2 separate regions of the Homo sapiens genome follow, and region 2 is linked to region 1. The links are chromatin loops, found by intact Hi-C in ENCODE. Cell type or tissue: PC-3. All regions are shown on one strand.

What was found. Peaks named below come from ENCODE experiments on the same cell type or tissue, not always from the same donor. Only the 100,000 strongest peaks of a DNase experiment are listed, where the experiment ranks them.
Region 2: it touches region 1 in a loop (11-fold over the local background); 12 of 110 quality-filtered maps call a loop at or near these places.

What each region holds. Positions count from the first base shown.
Region 1 is chr1:101,235,041-101,243,040 of GRCh38, forward strand. S1PR1 (sphingosine-1-phosphate receptor 1) reads left to right here and starts at 1,979. Exons shown (of 2, transcript NM_001400.5): 1 at 1,979-2,059; 2 at 3,782-6,478. The coding sequence starts at 3,945. The coding sequence ends at 5,093. It overlaps S1PR1-DT (S1PR1 divergent transcript), which reads right to left and starts at 1,488. Exons shown (of 2, transcript NR_104626.1): 1 at 1,285-1,488; 2 at 1-841. RefSeq lists enhancers at 1,069-1,158, 3,792-3,841. In PC-3, CTCF peaks have their summits at 3,906 (motif pointing left) and 4,109; DNase peaks (open chromatin) are centred at 681 and 3,831; H3K4me3 peaks cover 3,431 bases.
Region 2 is chr1:101,040,566-101,048,565 of GRCh38, forward strand. The region is part of intron 1 of DPH5-DT (DPH5 divergent transcript); the gene reads left to right. Among named protein-coding and RNA genes, the nearest start is that of DPH5-DT, 19 kb to the left of the region's middle. In PC-3, a CTCF peak has its summit at 3,381; a DNase peak (open chromatin) is centred at 3,376.

The sequences.
Region 1 (8,000 bases):
TCCCTCTAGGAACATATATTTCAATTCCTTAACTATTTATTGACTGATAGCGTTTGAGCCACAAGGCAAGGCATTTGCAATATTTAGGTTTTGGAACCCAGCTCTGCCACTCACTAGCTGGGAAATCTACAAGTCACCTTAGTTGTCTGAATGACACTTCTCTCAACAATAAAATGGCCAGCAATGCTTACTTACTTCACAGAGCAGTAAGGTTAAATTAACCTAGCACATGCTTGATACAGACTAGGTGTGAAATTTCACTTTGATTCCTTTGGCTTTAAAGAATGCATAAATTAGTGTGGGTGGAGGCGGGAGAAGGGGGGGAATGCCAAGTCCCCCGTTTTGTTGTGCTGGGTAGACACAATATACCTCTTCCCCTTTAAGTGAAATAAGTCTTCAAATCCAATTAGGATCTACTCTGGAGTCTTAGAGGACCGTTATCTTGGTTTCCACATTATATGCACTGTACTGTTGTTGAAGCTGTGGGTATGTATTGGGTGCGTCGCTGTCGATGAATGCTTTAAAACAGCTGTGAATTAACTGTCACTTCTTTTTTTTTTTTTTTTGGCAAACTCACAAAATCCCAGAAGTCAGGGGTCTGTTGTTTGTTCATTCTGCCTCCTTCTGAGTCATTCAGGTACAGGGTGTGTCTGCCAATTGAAACTGCACAGCGGAGGAAGTTTTTGAGTTCACATCTGCCGGGATGGGAACGCAGTGCGACCAGGGACTGGGTGGAAACTTTTACAACAGTAATGCAAGGGCAGAAGCGTCCTGTCCTGAGCTTGTCACGCAGGCAGATCTGACCAAGTCCGCCTCTCAGCCTCACGTTCTTAAGTAGCATCTAAGCAAAAGAAAAGGGTGGGCAAAGTGCTAGTAATGAGATTTGAGGCCTCTGAGTCGACTCCCAAGCAGAATGTGAGAGAAGGGTGCCGGCTCCTGCTGGGCAGCTGCAGTTGCTCCGCAGCTCCTGGCCGAGAATCTCCCCCTTTGGAAATTCCTGAGCTGCCCAGGCGTTTTGAATCTCTCAGGACTCAGCAGCAGCCCACCCCCTCAACGACCTCTCCATTGGCCAGAATCTGGGACACACAGCCTGACTTTGTGCTCAGCTGAGGGAAACCCCTCGCCCAACACCAAAACCGGCGCTGGTTCATTTCTCTGTGCACTCTGGGAAAGCCACTGCCCCTCAGACCGCAGTTGCGAGTAGCACGAGGATCTGGGGTGGCGGGGGGAGTACAGGAACCTCCCGGTTCATTCTCCCTCCCGGGCTGCTTGTCTCCTCCGTACCTCTCGCAGCCCCTTCCCAGCCTCTCCTCCCCAGAGCGCCGCCGACACTCGCCGGGCCGCGGCTCAGGTTTTCTGCTGCTCGCGCGAAAGTGGCTCGGGGAGCTCCTGGCCACAAGCTCAGCACACCGATCCTCCTAGGGCTGCGGGGGGTGTGGGACCAGGGCGGTGCGCTACGAGACTCCGGGCCGTCCTCTGCCTCCTCAGACTTTTCGAGAGAAAAGTTTTCAAAGTCTCTCCACCTTTTTTTTTTTTCAGGGGCTCGGGAGAATCCTCTCCACAGCCAGGGATCAGCGTCTATCTGGGCGAGGGCAGTGATTTATACAGTAGAATCCAGGGGTTACCGGGCTCCGCCCCTTCTCTCTCTCTCTTTTTTTCTTTCATTTGTTGTTTGGGGAGGAGGGGTTCTTTTTTTTTTTTTTTTTTTTTTTTTTGCTTCTGCCCCAGATCTTTCCTGGACAGTGCGTCTCAGCAGTTCAGATCCGGGGGCCCCCAGCTGACAGAGGGCGTGGGGGGTTAAGGCATTAACCCCTCCCAGCCTCTTCCTGAAGAAACCACCCAGCCTTGGCGCGGCGCTGGGTGACTTCGCGTAGCAGGCAGGGAACTGGCCGCGGCGAGCGGGACTGGCCATTGGAGTGCTCCGCTGCGGAGGGAGGGGACCCCGACTCGAGTAAGTTTGCGAGAGCACTACGCAGTCAGTCGGGGGCAGCAGCAAGATGCGAAGCGAGCCGTACAGATCCCGGGCTCTCCGAACGCAACTTCGCCCTGCTTGAGCGAGGTAGGGGGCGGCGAATGGCGGGGGTCGCGGGCGCGGGGAGCCCGGTTGTGGTAGGGCTTAGGTGTCAGAAACGAATTTTTAAGTCGAACGAGGCAAACAAAAACTTAGAAAACATGCATCTCCGGGCGCTGAAAATTTGCATCTCTGGGCTACTAAGGAGCCCATCTCGATCAGATTGTTCTTGGGCACTTGTGATTTATGGAGTTCAGAAAAAAGGTTAATTCCCAACTGTGGAACCTACGGGTGTAGGGGCAGTGAAAATTGCAGTTGGTCGGAGGAATAGGAGGGAAGGCGTTAAATTTTGGAAATCCTATAGACAAAGAATATGGTGGGTGGTGTGGAGCGTGGGTAATGGCTTAAATTAGTACTGCCCAGGAGCAGGGTATAAAATTAGTTGGGGGAAAATGCGGAGCTTCTTGGCTTGAGCAGCCTCTGCTGTTCGCGGAGTTGCTGGGATTGTTCTCATCTCTATTACCTCATTTTATTGCATTGCTGCATTACCTTGAAATATTTAAGCAACTTAGAAGTAGACTTCTGCTGACCAGTGCCGTCTTAGAAAGTTTCTTTGTAACTTTCTAGTCCTAGGAGAGGAGTCAACGTGTTGGGGGACTGCAGTAAATAAAACTGCCCACGCAAATTTAGCAATGCACCAGGGAGCAGTTTAATGTGAGTTTCTGAAGAGTAGTTTTGCAATCGAAATTAGAAATGTGGTAGCATGTATTATGGCTGTCATGAGTAGTTTGATTTCTCTCTTTTGTGTATGTTTTGGCTAAACTAAACAAAGCAAAAAATATTTATGCAATCAACTAATGTACGAAACTTCTGGGATTTGCTGCAATCTGTTATGAATGGTTTTAACTGAATACCTTTAAATTTACTTGCCCTGGCTTGGGGTGGGGGGTGGGGTGGGGGGGCGCGGGGGGAGGCGGGGAGAATAAGAAGAAGAAAGAAAAGGCAGTCGCTTCACGGAGGCGCTAAGCTTTCCTGTTTACAGCAAGGCGGGGCGGGCCTGGCTGCCCACACCTCACTGCGCCCTCGGACCCTAAGCACACCTGCTCCTAGAGAGTTATTAATAGAGCCCCCAAATGGCTTACGCTTTCAAATGATTTTCCTGCAAATCTGATTTCTTGCATGGCACATGGCAATTAGGAGGTGGTGCTAGTATCTTTGAACTGGGGGGCTGGGGGTGGGCATGGGGGACAGAGGTGTGTGTCTTCGCCCTCAGACTGGCAGTTGAGTCTTTTCCGAGGAGAGACGTGGGCTGGTATTGAGCGTGCAGCTAAGCTGGTGACTGCTTCAGAGAATCTCATGGCTGGAAATCCGGGGGTGAGGGGGTGTGGGGTGGTGAGAGGGCAGGAGTGGAGTTAAAATGGGGTGTAGTTCTCTAGGTTTCCCATTCCTCCCACTCCTTGTTTTCCTTTTCATCATCTTTTTTTTTTTGTCAACCCACAGCCAACATCGTAATTCCCATTTCCCTTTGAGTGAATGTGGCCATAGAGTTTCTCCCTCTCTTTTTCTTCCCCCTCTTCCTTTTTTGAAAAAAGAAAAAAAAGGAAGAAAAAAGATAATTTGATTTTTAAAAAAAATCTCTCTCCCTGAGCTCTCCCCAAGTTTCTTTAAAACAAATCAACAACAACACAATTGGAGCAGTGCCTTAGCTAGAATGAATTATGCCAGTATGCTGTGGCTCTTTCCCTGACTCTCTCCTCTGACTTGTTTAAGGCTGCGGTTTCCGAGGCCCTCTCCAGCCAAGGAAAAGCTACACAAAAAGCCTGGATCACTCATCGAACCACCCCTGAAGCCAGTGAAGGCTCTCTCGCCTCGCCCTCTAGCGTTCGTCTGGAGTAGCGCCACCCCGGCTTCCTGGGGACACAGGGTTGGCACCATGGGGCCCACCAGCGTCCCGCTGGTCAAGGCCCACCGCAGCTCGGTCTCTGACTACGTCAACTATGATATCATCGTCCGGCATTACAACTACACGGGAAAGCTGAATATCAGCGCGGACAAGGAGAACAGCATTAAACTGACCTCGGTGGTGTTCATTCTCATCTGCTGCTTTATCATCCTGGAGAACATCTTTGTCTTGCTGACCATTTGGAAAACCAAGAAATTCCACCGACCCATGTACTATTTTATTGGCAATCTGGCCCTCTCAGACCTGTTGGCAGGAGTAGCCTACACAGCTAACCTGCTCTTGTCTGGGGCCACCACCTACAAGCTCACTCCCGCCCAGTGGTTTCTGCGGGAAGGGAGTATGTTTGTGGCCCTGTCAGCCTCCGTGTTCAGTCTCCTCGCCATCGCCATTGAGCGCTATATCACAATGCTGAAAATGAAACTCCACAACGGGAGCAATAACTTCCGCCTCTTCCTGCTAATCAGCGCCTGCTGGGTCATCTCCCTCATCCTGGGTGGCCTGCCTATCATGGGCTGGAACTGCATCAGTGCGCTGTCCAGCTGCTCCACCGTGCTGCCGCTCTACCACAAGCACTATATCCTCTTCTGCACCACGGTCTTCACTCTGCTTCTGCTCTCCATCGTCATTCTGTACTGCAGAATCTACTCCTTGGTCAGGACTCGGAGCCGCCGCCTGACGTTCCGCAAGAACATTTCCAAGGCCAGCCGCAGCTCTGAGAAGTCGCTGGCGCTGCTCAAGACCGTAATTATCGTCCTGAGCGTCTTCATCGCCTGCTGGGCACCGCTCTTCATCCTGCTCCTGCTGGATGTGGGCTGCAAGGTGAAGACCTGTGACATCCTCTTCAGAGCGGAGTACTTCCTGGTGTTAGCTGTGCTCAACTCCGGCACCAACCCCATCATTTACACTCTGACCAACAAGGAGATGCGTCGGGCCTTCATCCGGATCATGTCCTGCTGCAAGTGCCCGAGCGGAGACTCTGCTGGCAAATTCAAGCGACCCATCATCGCCGGCATGGAATTCAGCCGCAGCAAATCGGACAATTCCTCCCACCCCCAGAAAGACGAAGGGGACAACCCAGAGACCATTATGTCTTCTGGAAACGTCAACTCTTCTTCCTAGAACTGGAAGCTGTCCACCCACCGGAAGCGCTCTTTACTTGGTCGCTGGCCACCCCAGTGTTTGGAAAAAAATCTCTGGGCTTCGACTGCTGCCAGGGAGGAGCTGCTGCAAGCCAGAGGGAGGAAGGGGGAGAATACGAACAGCCTGGTGGTGTCGGGTGTTGGTGGGTAGAGTTAGTTCCTGTGAACAATGCACTGGGAAGGGTGGAGATCAGGTCCCGGCCTGGAATATATTTTCTACCCCCCTGGAGCTTTGATTTTGCACTGAGCCAAAGGTCTAGCATTGTCAAGCTCCTAAAGGGTTCATTTGGCCCCTCCTCAAAGACTAATGTCCCCATGTGAAAGCGTCTCTTTGTCTGGAGCTTTGAGGAGATGTTTTCCTTCACTTTAGTTTCAAACCCAAGTGAGTGTGTGCACTTCTGCTTCTTTAGGGATGCCCTGTACATCCCACACCCCACCCTCCCTTCCCTTCATACCCCTCCTCAACGTTCTTTTACTTTATACTTTAACTACCTGAGAGTTATCAGAGCTGGGGTTGTGGAATGATCGATCATCTATAGCAAATAGGCTATGTTGAGTACGTAGGCTGTGGGAAGATGAAGATGGTTTGGAGGTGTAAAACAATGTCCTTCGCTGAGGCCAAAGTTTCCATGTAAGCGGGATCCGTTTTTTGGAATTTGGTTGAAGTCACTTTGATTTCTTTAAAAAACATCTTTTCAATGAAATGTGTTACCATTTCATATCCATTGAAGCCGAAATCTGCATAAGGAAGCCCACTTTATCTAAATGATATTAGCCAGGATCCTTGGTGTCCTAGGAGAAACAGACAAGCAAAACAAAGTGAAAACCGAATGGATTAACTTTTGCAAACCAAGGGAGATTTCTTAGCAAATGAGTCTAACAAATATGACATCTGTCTTTGGCACTTTTGTTGATGTTTATTTCAGAATGTTGTGTGATTCATTTCAAGCAACAACATGGTTGTATTTTGTTGTGTTAAAAGTACTTTTCTTGATTTTTGAATGTATTTGTTTCAGCAGAAGTCATTTTATTGGATTTTTCTAACCCGTGTTAACACCATTGAATGTGTATTTCTTAAGAAAATACCACCCTCTTGTGCCCTTAAAAGCATTACTTTAACTGGTAGGGAACGCCAGAAACTTTTCAGTCCAGCTATTCATTAGATAGTAATTGAAGATATGTATAAATATTACAAAGAATAAAAATATATTACTGTCTCTTTAGTATGGTTTTCAGTGCAATTAAACCGAGAGATGTCTTGTTTTTTTAAAAAGAATAGTATTTAATAGGTTTCTGACTTTTGTGGATCATTTTGCACATAGCTTTATCAACTTTTAAACATTAATAAACTGATTTTTTTAAAGATCCCTTTGTGAAGAGCATTCTTAAAAATAATTATTGAGTCATCTACTGGATTGTGTAGCTCTTTGGAATCAAAGTGAAGGACAAATTTCTATTATTCTTTAAAGGATTTTTACCTTAACTAGGGTGTGAAAAAAGTGTGGTTTGTTTAGAAACCACTCTATCTTTTTCAGGAAGAGAAACTTCAATAAGTTAACACTGAAGAGTAGTAAAGAATGAGATAAAAACCACCAACCTTCTGAATACCACATTGGCTAGTAAGTAGAATTGTTTGAGTTTTAAACTGCATTTAAGCCAAATAAATTAAATGCAATAATTCTGTCATCAAATATGGGCTTTTAAAGAAATTATACACAAAAATGTGGTTGTAAATCTAGTTTAAATGATGAGACTCAATCATCATTCAAAACCCATCAAAAAAGCATACATTCTTGGCCTTTCACCAACATGTTGGGGAAGTGGGGATATGGATATGGGTATTAAATCATGTGTTTTTTTTTTTTTTTTTTCAGGACACTGTCTTGGCTTCTCCCAGCCTATCTTCTGAACCACATAGAAGTATACAGTATCAGTGAAGCAGCTAGCTGTAAAATGTGGGCTGAGTAGCATAACACTTTTATCTGAAAACCTTCAATTCATAGTATCTGAAAGCATTAATATTCTCAGTCATTAATTTTTCCAACTACAAAATGAAGGCACTTTGCAAGCATCACAGACTTATTGTAATAGTTAATTCTTGTTTTTGATTATTGTCATCTTTTGGGGGATTAAAGTGTTTTGGCATGTTGGGCTCTCTAATCTTTTCGCTACTTTCAGAATTTGTGCTTTCAAGTGTCATTGTATATGCACAGGACACAGTTGGGACATGAAGATAAACCTCACCTAATAGAGTAGATGTCATTTCTGGGTAAGGTTAACTGTGGGAAACAGAAATGTGTTCACTAAGGAAACCTTAGGTCACAACCTCCAGTTTCCTGAAGGAAATGCCAAAAATGCTCCAAAGACAAAAGGCTGGAAACAAACTGGAATGTCTCTCTCCATCTGTCTGCTAAGGCGGAAGGAATGATTTCATGTTACATTCACTTCCTAGACTTTCATTACAGAGTCAAGCATAATGGAAAAGTATGTCCATTTTGTGTTTCTGTGGAAGATAAAATGTTCATATTCTCCGACTTATCTTCATAAGCACAGTAGTGATTCATGATATGGGGAAAGATGGGATAAGGTGGCTGGCTTTGGGAGATGGGGAGCTCTTTGGTGACACTTTTCCCCCTGTGACCACATTATCCAGTGATTAGATGTACTTTCTTCCTGGAAACTCCAGACTGTGCATTTCATTCCAAGAAAGCTGGGTAGTCATGGACTGTGGTTTTCCTGGGCACATGTGTGGTAGAGCCCCAGATCAGACCAAGAAGCAAAGACATAAGAAGAAGGAATCCTTGGTTGTCTCCCAACATGAATATCTGGTTTTAATTCAGTGTATTCTCAGAAGTAAGAATGAGAAAAAAATCTTAGTAATTATATG
Region 2 (8,000 bases), 190 kb before region 1:
CAGCCGACTTCTACCTGGACTTTCGGATGTTTACGTACATCCTCTGAAATCTAGGTGGAGGCTCCTAAGCCTCAACTCTTGCCCTCTGCACACCTGTTGGCTTAACACCATGTGGAAGCCGCCAAGGCTTGTGGCTTGTACTCTCTGGATCAGTGGCCTTAGACATATCTGGGGCCCTTTTAGCCACAGCTGGAACTGAAGCCACTGAGACAGAGGGTGCCATGTCCTGAGGCTGCACAGATCAGTGGGTCCCTAGGCCTGGCCCACGAAACCATTTTTCCCTCCTAGGCCTCCAGGCCTGTGATGGAAGAGGCTGCTGAGAAGGTCTCTGAAATGGCTTGGAGGCATTTTCCCCATTGTCTTGGTTATTAACATTCAGCTTACCTTATGCAAATTTCTGCAGCTGGCTTGAATTCCTCCCCAGAAAATGAATTTTTTTTTCTACCACATGGCCAGGCTGCAAATTTTCTGAACTTTTATGCTCTGCTTCCCTTTTAAATATAAGTTCCAGTTTCAGGTCATTTCTTTGTTTATGCAAATGAGCATAAGCTTTTAGAAGAAGCCAGGCCACACCTTGAATGCTTTGCTGCTTAGGAATTTCTTCCACAAGATACCCAAATCATCTCTCTCAAGTTCAAAGTTCCACAGATCCCTAGAGCAGGGGCACAATACCACCAGTCTCTTTGCTAAAGCATATCAAGAGTGACCTTTACTCCAGTCCTCAATAAGTTCCTCATCTCTGTCTGAGACTACCTCAGCCTGGACTTCACTGTCCATATCACTATAAGCATCTTGGTCAGAACCATTCAACAAGTCTCTAGGAAGTTCCAAACTTTCCCTCATCTTCCTATCTTCTTCTGAGCCCTCCAAACTGTTCCAGCCTCTGCCTGTTACACAGCTTCAAAGTTACTTCCACATTTTCAGCTATCTTTATAGCAGTGCCCCACTCCTGGTACTAATTCTCTGTATTAGCCCATTCTCACATTGCTATGAAGACATACCAGAACCTGCATAATTTATTAAGAGAAGAGTTTTAATCAGCTCACAGTTCTGCAGACTGTACAGGCTTCTGCTTCTGGGGAGGCCTCAGGAAGCACACAGTCATGGCATAAGGCAAAGGGGAAGCCGTCACATTCTTCACATGGCCAGAGCAGGAGAGAGGGGGTAGAAGGGGGATGTGCTATACACTTTTAAAAAACACCAGATCTTGTGAGAACTCTATCACAAGACAGCACTAGAGGAATGGTGCTAAAGCATTAGAAACCACCCCCATGATCCAATTATCTCCTACCAGGCCCCACCTCCAATACTGGGGATCACAATTCAACATGAGATTTGGGTAGGGACAGAGAGCCAAACCATATCAGTTGTATTGTAAAATTTTAGTTACAGGATGAATTTATTCCATTTTCATGGACTTTTTATGAAACTTTTCGTAACCTGCATATTCATTTCAATAGTTAAAAGGAAACACAGCATGGAACTCTTTCTTACTCTTTGGTTTATTTATGCATGATATTCCTCTGTAGAGAATGTATATAAATTGTTACTTGGTTTGTATCATTTTCAAAGATTAGCAGGCTCAATAGTATTTCCGTTGTCAGTGAATTTCATCTTCCAGTTTTAATTTAAGTGTTCTCTTTCTAACACCCTTCCCACCATTGTTTTGTTTTATTTTCACTCAGAATACAGTATTCCTCATCTTGCCAAACACAGATCCCTCTACCCCTTTTCTGAATTTCTTCTCCCACTTTCACAGAGACCTGTTATCCTCTTCCATAATTTCAGCTACTCCTTCCCCACTGACTTTTACCCTTCAGCATATTAGAATACTCCCATCTTAAAAATAATCAAAACAACTGCCCTCTAATCATTGCCCATTTCTAACTATTTCTCAATACTTTTCCTTTTCATCACAAGTGTTTTGAAGAAATGTTCAGAGATCATCTCAAATTCTTCATCATCTCTGCTGTTTTCTTAATTCATTTTATCTGACTTCTACCCCTACTACAGTGAAACTGTTTTTGCCATGAACTCTAATGATCTACATATTATTAAAATAGTGACAGTCTGCTACTGGATCTCTGCATGTTTTGATTCTGCTGACCAATCCTTCCATGGTTTGTCTGACACCATTTTCTCTTGAATTTCTTTCTATCTGTTCTAAGTTAGTCTACTCCTCAACTACTGGTATTCTCAGCATTCCATTCTAGATCTTATTCTTCCCTCACTCTACAAAATTTCTACTTGGTGATCTTATTTACTCCCATGGCTCCAAAATCACTTCTAAAATTATTACTTTTTTCTTTGTCTCTCTTTCTCTCCCTCTTTCTTTCTCTCCTTCCTTCCTTCCTCCCTCCCTCCCTTTCTTCCTTCCGTTCTCTTTCTTTCTTTCCCTCCCTCCCTCCCTCTCTCTCTCTCTCTTTCTCCTTCCTTCTTTCATTCCTTTCCCTCCCTCCCTTCCTCCCTCCCTCCCTTCCTCCCTTCTTCCCTCCCTCCCTTCCTTCCTTCCTTCCTTTTTTTCTGAGACAGAGTCTCACTTTGTTACCTGGGCCAGAATGCAGTAGTATGATCAGCTCACTGCAGCCTCAAACTCATGAGCCAAAGTGATTCTCCTGCCTCCCCAGTAGCTGGGACTGCAGGTTCATGCCACCATACTAGGCTACCTTTTATTTTTTTGGCAGAGATGGGTTCTCACTATGTTACCCAGGCTGGTCTCAAACTCCTGGCCTCAAGTGATTTCCCTGCCTCAGTCTCTCAATATGCTGGGATTACAGGCGTGAGCCACGTAATGCCCAGCTAAAGTTATGAGTTTCATATGTTTTTTTACTTGGGATTTCTTTCCTGAGCTGCCATCCCATATATTCAACTGCATTTTCCACAGCACCTCAATACTGTGTGTGCAAAACTCAACTCCCCTTTCCCCACTGTATATGCTTTTCTTTCTGATTTCCCTTTTCCTCTTCCTATTGTAATTCCAAGACCTTATTTCTTTCCTCCAGAATTGCTTCATCACTTCCTAAGACTGATTCCGGTCTCATCTGACATTTAATCTTCATCTTCATCACTGCTCCCAAAATGATTTCTTTTTCTGAAACACATCTTTATTTTATTCCTCTGCTTGAAACATTTCAGTGCTTCCCATTACATTCAAGATAAAATGTATTTAAGTATATGTACACAGTGTATTTAAGTCAATTTATGATCTGGCCCCAGTGTTTCTGTGAAACCACAACTTTTGCCTCTCCTGTGTGCTAGTCAACTTTATATCAGGTCTCAGGGAACACTCTACTGTCTACCTTCCATGCTACCCACTTTCCCCCCTCTGACCTTTTCCTCCTGTGCAGTTCTCATTCTTGAAGCCTGATGTCACTACTTCCAAGCCTCTGCTTTTCTTCCCCATCCACTCATCTGACATTGCTATTCATCCTATTTCGTATTTCTTTTATAGCACTGACTAATTCAACTATAATGGTTTCTCTGAGTGTTTCCTAAACTATAAGCTTTCTGACAGCAGGAATTATGTGCTTTATCTTTGTATCCTGACAAGTAGAATGTAACTGTGGAACATATTTAATAAAAGTTTGTTCGATGAATAATGTCTGTATTTAATTTACTTCAAAAATAATCAATAGTACCTGCAATTACAGTGGTTTCTTTTTCATTGTATAATGCAAAATAGGTTCACCCTTTTAAAATGGCCCCAACTCCTATATGAACTTAGAGATATGAGAAAGTACCTCAGGGTAAATGTAACTACAAGTGATAATAATATGATAAAGCCTTTGCAATACAATTCTGACCTGAATTACCCAGAGGTAAGCTAAACTTCACAGGTGAAGGGCATAGTTCTCCACAAGACTGCCCTCATTTCAGACACCAGCCACAAGCTTGGGGGCTTCCAGGGCTACTCTCACTTCTGATCAGCTGTTTACAAATACATGAGGATAGCTACAAACCCTTCAGTTTCAATCATTAACAAGAATTATTAGACTTACAGAATACAGGAAAGCACTATAATTATGATAAAACTTTTATTATATCAAAAAGAGTACATATCAGAACCAGCCAAAAGAAGAAACACTTATGAGGTCTGGGATGGCCCAAATATGAGGGTTCCATGTCCTCTCTCCATGGAGTTAAAATTCATCATCTTCTGGTAGATTGTTGTGTGACAATTGCTAACCAGGGGAGCTTACCTGAACCTTGGTGTTTGGAGTTTTTATTGGGGTTTTATTATGTAAGTATGATTGACTGACTCATAACCATGCAGTGGAACTCAACCTCCATACTTCTTCCCTCCCTGCAGGTCAGGCTGGTATCACATGGCTGAAAGTACCAACCTTCTAATTACATGGTTGCCCTTTCTGGAATGTCCAGCCCCCATCTTGAGTCATCACATTAGGTTAAACTATCATTAGCCCACCATAAATAATGAAGACACTCTGATCATGGAGAAATTTCAAGAACTTACAGTCTCTCTCCTGGGGACCAGGGACAAAGGCCAGCTACATGCTTTTTTTTGTTTTGTTTTGTTTTTTTGAGATGGAGTCTAGCTCTGCCACCCAGGCTAGAGTGAAGTGGCACAATCTCTGCTCACTGCAACCTCTGCCTTCTGGGTTGAAGCGATTCTCCTGCCTCAGCCTCCTGAGGAGCTGGGATTACAGGAATATGCCTGTATTTTTGTACTTTTAGTAGAGACGGAGTTTCACCATGTTGGCCAGGCTTGTCTCAAACTCTTGACCTCAAGTGATCCGCCCACCTCAGCCTCCCAAAGTGCTGGGATTACAGTACCTTCTTTACAATAACAGCCTTGATCACCTAAAATAAAAAACATATCTGACCATCAAAACTAAAATTGCAAAACCTAAATTATATTGGTAGTCCAGAATTCTTGTTCATTTATCTGTTTTAATCATATGATCATTAAGAAAAGTCCAAAGAATTTGGAATTCATGTACAGATTAGAAGTCTGAATGGCACTATAAAATTGAGTTGACAGCATTAATTTCCATTTGGAAAAGTCTGCTAGAGGTTATTCATACAGGAAGAATTTATCAGAATTTGCAACTATCTCTAAAGTAGATTACACATATTTTATTTGGTGAATGTTTCAGAAATTGTGTTAGTGTGGACAGTTAAGAAAATAAAACTGAATGATCCTTATAAAGCTGATGGTCTGTGAAATTCTGCCTACATCAAACAGATTCAATAGAGTAATCTTTATCCATTAAGTGTTATTTCCTATTATTTGATATTACTGATTTAATAAATTTAAAATCTATTATTTATAATAGACAAGTATGTCTAGGTTTCATTTACAATTAAACTAATTAAATCTTGATTAAAGTTTCTGCTTGCATTATAGGTATCCTAAGTAGCCCAGTTAAACTCATTGTACCAATAGTGACACTTTCTTATTAAGAAAGCCCGAGTGTAAAGTATAATTCCTGGGAAGGAATTGAAAAGTCTCTCTAAGACATTAACCTCCAAAACTTTGAAAAATTATGTAAGGTAAGAAAAGAGGGTGGACAAACACAGTGATTTAAGTAATGTGAGTAAAAATCACTTGTGATTGGAGGGTCACTGTTTCTAGCAGGATGGCAAAATACCCTGTATAATTCTGCTACTGAAAATGGCCACAGATGCTGGAAGAAATATGTAACTGAGCTGAGAAGAAATTTAAGAAATTCACAGGTCAAAAGCAAAATGAATACAGAAACCCAGAGAGATAAGGTAGGACTCAAGCTGCCTTTTCCAGGGATTTGTGCAAAATCCTCTTTCTTTACCCTGAGCTCAATTTGCACATTGAGGGAGGTGACAAAGTCTAAAGCCTACCGAAGAATCTAATGATACCTCTGTTGTAAAGAGATCTGTACCCAAATGGCTTTACCAGCACGTTTGGGGTGAACTAGAAATAAACCTGTCTCACAAAAGGGGACAACAAGAAACACTGACAGAAACAACTTTCTCTAGGCCATGGGACAGCAAACTATAACCCCTGGGCCAGATCTGCCTACTGCCTGTTTTTGTACAACCCATGAGCTAAGAATGGTATATATATCTGGAGTGCAGTGGCGCGATCTCCACTCACTGCAAGCTCCGCCTCCCGGGTTCACGCCATTCTTCTGCCTCAGCCTCCCCAGTAGCTGGTACGACAGGCGCCTGCCACCACGCCCGGCTAAGTTTTTTGTATTTTTATTAGAGACGGTTTCACCGTGTTAGCCAGGATGGTCTTGATCTCCTGACCTCGTGATCTGCCCGCCTCGGCCTCCCAAAGTGCTGGGATTACAGGCGTTAGCCACCAAGCGCGGCCTTTTATATTTTTTAATGATTTAAAAAAATAAAAACGACAGTACTTAGTGATGTAAAAATTGTTATGAAATTCAAATATCAGTGTCCATAAATGGAGTTTTGTTAGAACACAGTCATGCTCATTCAGTTATGTGTTGTCTGTGGCTGCTTTCACACCATAGCAACTGAGCTGAGTAGTTGTACAGAGACCATAATGCTTGCAAAGCCTAAAATATTTGCTATCTGGCCTTTTACAGAAAAAGTTCACCAAACTCTGGTTTAGGATTTATAATGGTTAGAAATAGTTTGAGTTTTCTTCAGATTTAGTTCGACTCTCTAACCCATGTGATAATTCTACATAATCCTTTGTTTAAGTAATAGATTCAAAATAAACAATAGCACAGTTATTGTAAAGGCAAAGAAATAGAAATTAAATTACTTTAATTCTGCTATTCTTTGTGACCACTTTGAATCTTTGTGTTTAAAACTTTAAAACAATGAAATAGTGCAAACTTTAAGGTATAATACATGTTTGATCTAAAATTTATTCACAAAATATCTTACTGAATTTTTATTTTAGTAGAAATACATTCTTATTCATTAACTATTACTTTTTTAAGCTAAAGAACAAATTTAAAAACAATTTATTACAGAGGGCAAAAAGCACTAACCCTAAAAGAAAAAAATTGATAAATAGGGCTTCATTAAAATTAAAAGATGCTTACCAAAATATATTGCAAGAAAAAAGTCAAGCCAGAGATTGAGATAAAATATTCAAAATATGTGTATCTGACAAAGGACTTACATCCAAATAAATAAATTCGACTGCTTAAAAATACGACAACCCGGTTTTTAAAATGACTTGAATGACACTTCACCAGAGAAGATATATTCATGTATGTAATCACAGGAAGAAGGTGTGCAGCATCATTAGTTATTAGAAAAATGCAAATTAATATAACAAGGCTAAAATTAATTCTCATACATAACTGGCATAGTGTAAAATGGTGAAAGGACTTTGGAAACCTGTTTAGCAGTTAATTGTCGTATACTCTGTGGCCTAACTCATTTGACTCCTAGTATTTATTCAGAGAAGTGAATACATGTGCTCACAAAAAGACTTGCACAAGAGCGTTTGTAGCAGTTTTATTCGTAATAGCCTCAAACTGAAAGCAATGGAAATACCAATCAGAAGGAGAATGGATTAAAAATATATGTGCGATACAATCATGTGACAGAATACTATAAGCGATTTAAAAATGATCAACTGATACAATCTGAAAGATGACTGAATATCAGAAAGATTATATTGATCAAAAGAAGCCAGATGCAAGGGAATAAATACTGTTTGATCCTGTTTATGTGAAATTTTATAATGTGAAAGGCAAAACTAACCTATGCTGATGGAGTAAGTGGTTGCCTACAGGGGTGAGGCTTGATTGGAAAGGTGCTCTAGGGAAATTTCCAGGATGATACCCCCCTTTTTTTTTCCCAAGACAGGGTCTCACTCTGTCACCCAGGCTGGAGTGTAGTGGTACAATCCTGGCTCACTACAGCCTCGACCCAGGTTCAAGCAATCCTCTCATCTCAGCCTCCTGGGTACCTGGGACTACAGGTACAAGCCACCACACCTGGCTAATCTTTTTATGAAAATTTTTTTGTAGAGATGAGATCTCACTATATTGCCCAGGCTGGTCACAAACTCC